Regions from separate parts of the Homo sapiens genome. Here region 1 is linked to region 2. A link is a loop called in an ENCODE intact Hi-C map of the cell type or tissue named here. Cell type or tissue: IMR-90. All regions are shown on one strand. Links, peaks and the distances in the headings refer to the core of each region. The heading gives the core; the rest is flanking DNA.

Region 1 (2,926 bases), core at 249-2,748, 100 kb before region 2:
TAATATTAACTCACCAACATTTAGTCTATAATATGATTGCCAGGGATGTGGCAATATGTCCTTGGGAGCTTCAAGCCATATATATCTGGTCCATCTTTTGGAAAGTTCATGACATAGATGGGCAAGGATACAATTTATACTCAGGAGATGCAGCCACCCTAACAGAGTTACAAATGAATGTTAAATGACATAAACTATGCGTAGTGCAAGCACGGAAGCATCTCTTTGGTCTGAGGGATATTTGCAGGGACCTTGAATAGGCAGAGAGAGGGGGACATGTGGTCTAAGCCTCTGAGTTGGGAGAGGACAATGATGGGCATGGGGGAGAATGTATATGCTGTTTGACTTGAGAGGATGACATGTAGGCATTATGGTAGTCTTTTTCTTGACATCTGATACACAATCACTTCTTTCTTTTCTCCATGAAATCTAGCCACAAAGATGAGTTGCTCAAATGTCAAGGTCTACCCCTCTTTAAAGCCTCCATGATTTGCACTCTCTGCAGCCTTGGCCAGGATTGTCCTTATCTTGCCCTGTCGCTGATGGGTTATTTACTACTCATCTTTCAAGGGCCGGGTAGAATTTTACCTATTCTGAGACACCTTCAAGCAGAATGAGTCTTTCCTTTGCTGTGCTCCCATGACACAATGCTCATCTTCAATAAATAATTATATTTTTTGTACCTTCAGTGTATCATGTTCATCTTTGCATCCCCAGTTTCCTCAAGAATCCTGGCATGAAAGAATATGCTTGTTGAGTGAATAAATTGGCTGATTCTAATGTTCATAAGGCAAAGTTCACCTGTCCTAATTGCTGATTCAATTCCAATTTGACAGTGTCTTACAGATTCTGGGTAAATTGGGATACTTCCCTTTGTCCTAACATTGGAAAACCTTGGAGAAAAGTATTGTTATTTTCTACATCAAGTACTTTATCTGAGACATGGGCAGCTAAATAAAAAATTGACACCTATTTCCTGCTTTTTGCTGATGTTCTTTTAGCATTCTATTTATATGCTAACACTACCATTTTAGACCCTTGAAAATCATTTTTTTAGCATCACTCTATATATGGTATGATTTAAGGACAGATAGGGAGGCTGTGTCCTCAATCCTCATTCTATACATTTTTTCTGATGTCTATTAGTCCATTATTAATGATACATTCTTTAGGTCAGGATTTCTCAACCTTGGCACTATTGACACTTTGGGCTAGATCTTTGTTATGAAGGGCTGTCCCGTGCATTGTAGGATGTTTAGCAGCATTCTTGCCCTGTAGCAATTGACCCACTAGATGCCAGTAGTGCCTTCCTTCTGGTTGTCACAACCAAAAATATCTCCAGACATTGCTAAATATCCCCTGGAGGATGGAATCATCTCCAGCCAAGAACTTCTTTTTTAGAGAAAAGAGTTTCTCCCTTATAGACACACATGCACTTAAATTTCATTCTTCTTTGAGCCCTTTCTCTTTCCTTTCACTTCTTCCTCTTCCTCCACCTCCTTCTTTTCCATTAAATTTCCCCCGAGACTGTCTCTTTTTCTGAGTACTATATTTGTCTTCTCTTGCAAGCAGGAGAAAGAGAAATTCAGATTCTAGAATTAGAATCCCAAGAACCACTTGTGGGTATGTAAAATATAAGTGTTTGCATTTCAACTAAAGATAATATTTCTATGGACATCACTGGAAGTCAAATGCCATAATAGTTTCTTCATCCTCTAAGCCTTTCTTATGAAAACCAAGAGCTTACTATTCTCCCAGAAAATGTAACACATGGAGCCATTATTAGTCACTAACAACTTAGCGTAAACAACCATCCCAGTTTGACAAAGACTGAAGGAGTTCCCTGGATGTAAAAATTTCAGTGCTAACATTGGGGAAGTCCTAGGAAAACTGATACAAGTTGGCCACCCTAAACTTAGTGTGTAACCCTTTTAGCCTCTGACCTATATGGTCCAGTCCATGCATACAGTCTCATCCATAGAAGCTCAGACCAAATATCTATTTAGTAAGAAAAATGGAATTATGTTCTAATTTTTGTGCTTTTGAAAATGTATTAAAGTTGATTCTTTACCAACCCCCTGGCAACAACCCGTTTACCTTTTTCCTTCTTCCCCAATTATCTTACCTCCACTTTATTCTAGCACCTTTCATTTGCCCTCAATTTCCAAAATCCTCTTATCTGCTTATTTTGAAGGTTAGCTTAACTTCATTCCTTTCTCCTCCACCTCCCAGGTTTCACCTTCACTGCTAACATTCAACATGAATGTATGAAACTGATTTGACAGGGACAGGAGAAAACACTTCTTGGGTCAATGGACGGACTTTTTTTTTTTTTTTTTTTTGAGACAAAGTCTTATTCTTGTCCCCCAGGCTGGAGTGCAATGGCACGATCTCGGCTCACTGCGACATCCACCTCCCGGCTTCAAGCAATTCTCCTGCCTCAGCCTCCCGAGTAGCTGGGATTACAGGCACCTGCCACCATGCCTGGCTAATTTTTGTATTTTAAGTACAGATGGGGTTTCACCATGTTGGCCAGGCTGGTCTCGAACTCCTGACCTCAGGTGATCCGCCCACCTCAGCCTCCCAAAGTCCTGGGATTACAGGCATGAGCCACTGTGCCCAGCCAATGGATGGACATTTTGAGGAGAAAAACCAAGTCATCGGATCATCATTCTCTTCTGTGAGAGAAGGAAAATTCCAGAATTGTAGAATATTACATATGTGATGAGCTCCTTCCCAATAAGAATAGCTGGAAGTGAGGCCAGGCGTAGTTGCTCACACCTGTAATCCCAGCACTTTGGGAGGCCGAGGCAGGCAGATCACCTGAGGTCGGTAGTTCAAGACCAGTCTGGCCAACATGGTGAAACACCGTCTCTACTAAAAAAAAAAAAAAAAAAAAAAAGAAAATTAGCCGGGCGTAGTGGTG
Region 2 (2,926 bases), core at 106-2,605:
CCTTTCTTGGTTGGAAAAGGAGCAGCATTACATCTACCTGACCTCCCCGATATACTGCCTCCACTCTCTTCCCTTGCCTCCCACCCCCCCATTTCACTTCCAGAATAATCTATCTCAGATATAAACCTCATTAAGCCATCTTCTGCTTTAATGCCTTTTGATGGATTTCTATGGACTTATGAATAATGTACAAGTTCTTTAACAGAGCATAAAAAGACCAGCCTCATTTCGCTCCATTTTCTATTCTGCAATTTTTGTTGCTGCCATTCCATTATCACTGTAGCTAAGAGTCGGAACATGAGGTCTTTGCCTGACTGGGTACTCACTATTAAGAGGATCCTTCTTTATTGATTGATTGATTGATTGAGTCAGAGTCTCTGTCACTCAGGCTGGAGTGCAGTGGAGCAATCATAGCTCAATGCAGCCTTGAACTCCTGGACACGAGCGATCCTCCTGCTTCAGCCTCCTGAAGCTGGGACTACAGGCGTACACCACCACATCTGACTACTTTATTTATTTAATTTTTAGTAGAGTTGAGGTCTTTCTACGTTGCTCACAGGGTTCTCGAACTCTAGGCCTCAAGCAAAACTCCTACCTTGGCCTCCCAAAGTGCTAGGAATACAGGGTGAGCCACTGTGCCTGGCCCCTTTTTAAATTTTTAAAATAGTTCTGTATTTCTCAAGAGTGACTCTAAGGTCCCCTGCTATACAATCAATAAATATGATTATTAAAAATAATACTTATAATAATAGAGCTAATATATATTGCTAGGCACTAGGTTGTGTTCTAAGTTAACTTATCTAATCATCACAACTACCCTAAGAGGGAAATGTTATTTCTAACTTCATCCAGTGGATGAGGAAATCCAGGCACAGGGAGGTTACCTAATTGCCTAAGTTCACAAATGGCAAAGCCAGTTTTCAAACCCTGGCCATCAGACTCCATGAGCCATTCCCTTAACTATGCTCTTAGAGAGTATCCCATTAAAAAGCAGGTTCACAGGCTCCTCTACAGCCTCGAAACATACACTTTTAACAAGATCCCAAGCTCTAGATGCTGGTTTGCAAATTAGTAGGTGAGTGCCCTCTAGTGTACACACGAGTGTCACACATTTGTTGATGTATCATGTTTTCTAATGTGCTCTGTAAAAAAGAGCCAAATTTCATTATGCACGTATTTCAGTGGTTGTAGTTGGATAAATTATATTCATGTCGATGACTAAACTGGTTTGTACCACCTTAAATTTATTTTTGACACAAATTCTATAAACACAGTATTGCCATAAACGCTGTCTCTCTGGTTAGACCCCAGCAGCTCCTAGAAATTCAATTTAAATATTGGAGGCCCCCCTTCCCAATACAGCTTGTTGTTAAGAATGGAGGTTCATAGCCTTAGTGCACAACAAATGCTAAGTGGAAAACATCACATCCACTCTGCAAGAGTCAGGTTTTATCCATCCTCTCTATGTTGGTTGCACTAGACCATTAATTGTCTTCAGTAGGCCGCGCTCAGCTTATTCCCTCATAAGGGGATGCCATTACATTTGAGGCCCTCAGTCTTTCTTCCTGTCATCTTTAAGTGAAAGTTAGAATAGAGATAATCCATCCACTATTTAGTGTGATGTGCATAAACTCCCTATGTTACTACGTTAGGCTACTGGTTATTCTCAGAAAGGATTCCATTCACGTATTTATTAGGTTATAATTTAGTGTTTATAACAAAAGACCCCAAAATTCAGTGGCTAAAACAAAAGTGAAGTTCATTCTGTCTGATTGAACTTTCCAGAGTCATAGTCCAAAATGCATAGTGTTGCTCTGTCATCCTCACTCAACACACAGATTTTATTTCTGGGTTCAAAGTGGCTGTTCCACTTCATGCCTTCACAGCTGTATCCTAGCCAGTAGCGAAAAGGCCAGAGGAAGCACATTTATTCCTTTTAAGAATAAACTCAGAAGTGACACACAATAGTTTTATTCACATCCTACTGGCCAGGATTTGATCATAAGCTTCAAGAGGGGATATGAGTGTAGTGGAAGCATTCTGCTCTACTATAGCTGCTAGCTGAAGCTGCTATATGCTCCACGAAACCTGGAGAATGATTATTAAAGTAAGAAGAGAAAAATGGATTTTTGTTGGACAACTAGTTGTCTCTGCCACAAACCATTTCTTCTGTTTGTATATTTTTATGTGATTCTACAAGTGTCAATTATTCACTGAAAATAGGCAGAAAAATAAGTCTCCATTATTTTAAGAATTCAAGTTAAGAAAATACTAGAATTTTTATGGAGACGCTGCTGATTCTGTTGAGAACCTTGTTTTCTTTGGTACATGGTCCTTCATGGTAGGTAGAGACTTCTTTATTATGAACCTAGGCCATCAGTTCAAAAGTAAATATAGGCAGTCATGGCATTGCATGATTCCAAGAGGCACAAATTACATTTCGTTATCATGATTTGGTTAAATATCACCAGCTCCCCAATGGAGTTCAAATTTCAGTTACCACATTAGATAACTGTGGGTAATTGTGTAAAGTTGTGTAAAGTACAAATCTGGTGCTAGCTCTTCAGTCCACAAATCACTACATAAATAACATAAATGCATCATGTTCACGACCAATCATGCTACTTTTTTTCAAAGTCTGTTGGTGATTGGTCAGTGCCCATCTGTTATTCAGTTTATGCACAATTTATGCAAAGTGTGTAGCTATGTTGTTTCTTTGTTGCCCCATGATAAACGCATGTGACATTTTACAAAAATGGATCATTGAAAGAAGGAATTGGTCAACAAAGATGAAAGTGCAGCAAAGAAACAGAAAGCAACAAAACTGGAAGTGAAATTCTAGTTGAACCTAAATGGAATTACTGAATAAATAGCTAACCAGGGCAATGTTAACATTGTTGCCTTTTGAGGCACTTAGATATGCACC

Evidence for each region. Hi-C counts contacts between places; a loop is a spot of excess contacts. Peaks named below come from ENCODE experiments on the same cell type or tissue, not always from the same donor. Only the 100,000 strongest peaks of a DNase experiment are listed, where the experiment ranks them.
Region 1: it touches region 2 in a loop (5-fold over the local background); 15 of 110 quality-filtered maps call a loop at or near these places.

The regions. Positions count from the first base shown.
Region 1 is chr3:98,704,263-98,707,188 of GRCh38, reverse strand. No RefSeq gene overlaps it. Among named protein-coding and RNA genes, the nearest start is that of ST3GAL6-AS1, 27 kb to the left of the region's middle. In IMR-90, for the core only: a CTCF peak has its summit at 1,293 (motif pointing right); a DNase peak (open chromatin) is centred at 1,768.
Region 2 is chr3:98,600,420-98,603,345 of GRCh38, reverse strand. No RefSeq gene overlaps it. Among named protein-coding and RNA genes, the nearest start is that of CPOX, 8.3 kb to the right of the region's middle. In IMR-90, for the core only: a CTCF peak has its summit at 1,078 (motif pointing left); a DNase peak (open chromatin) is centred at 1,065.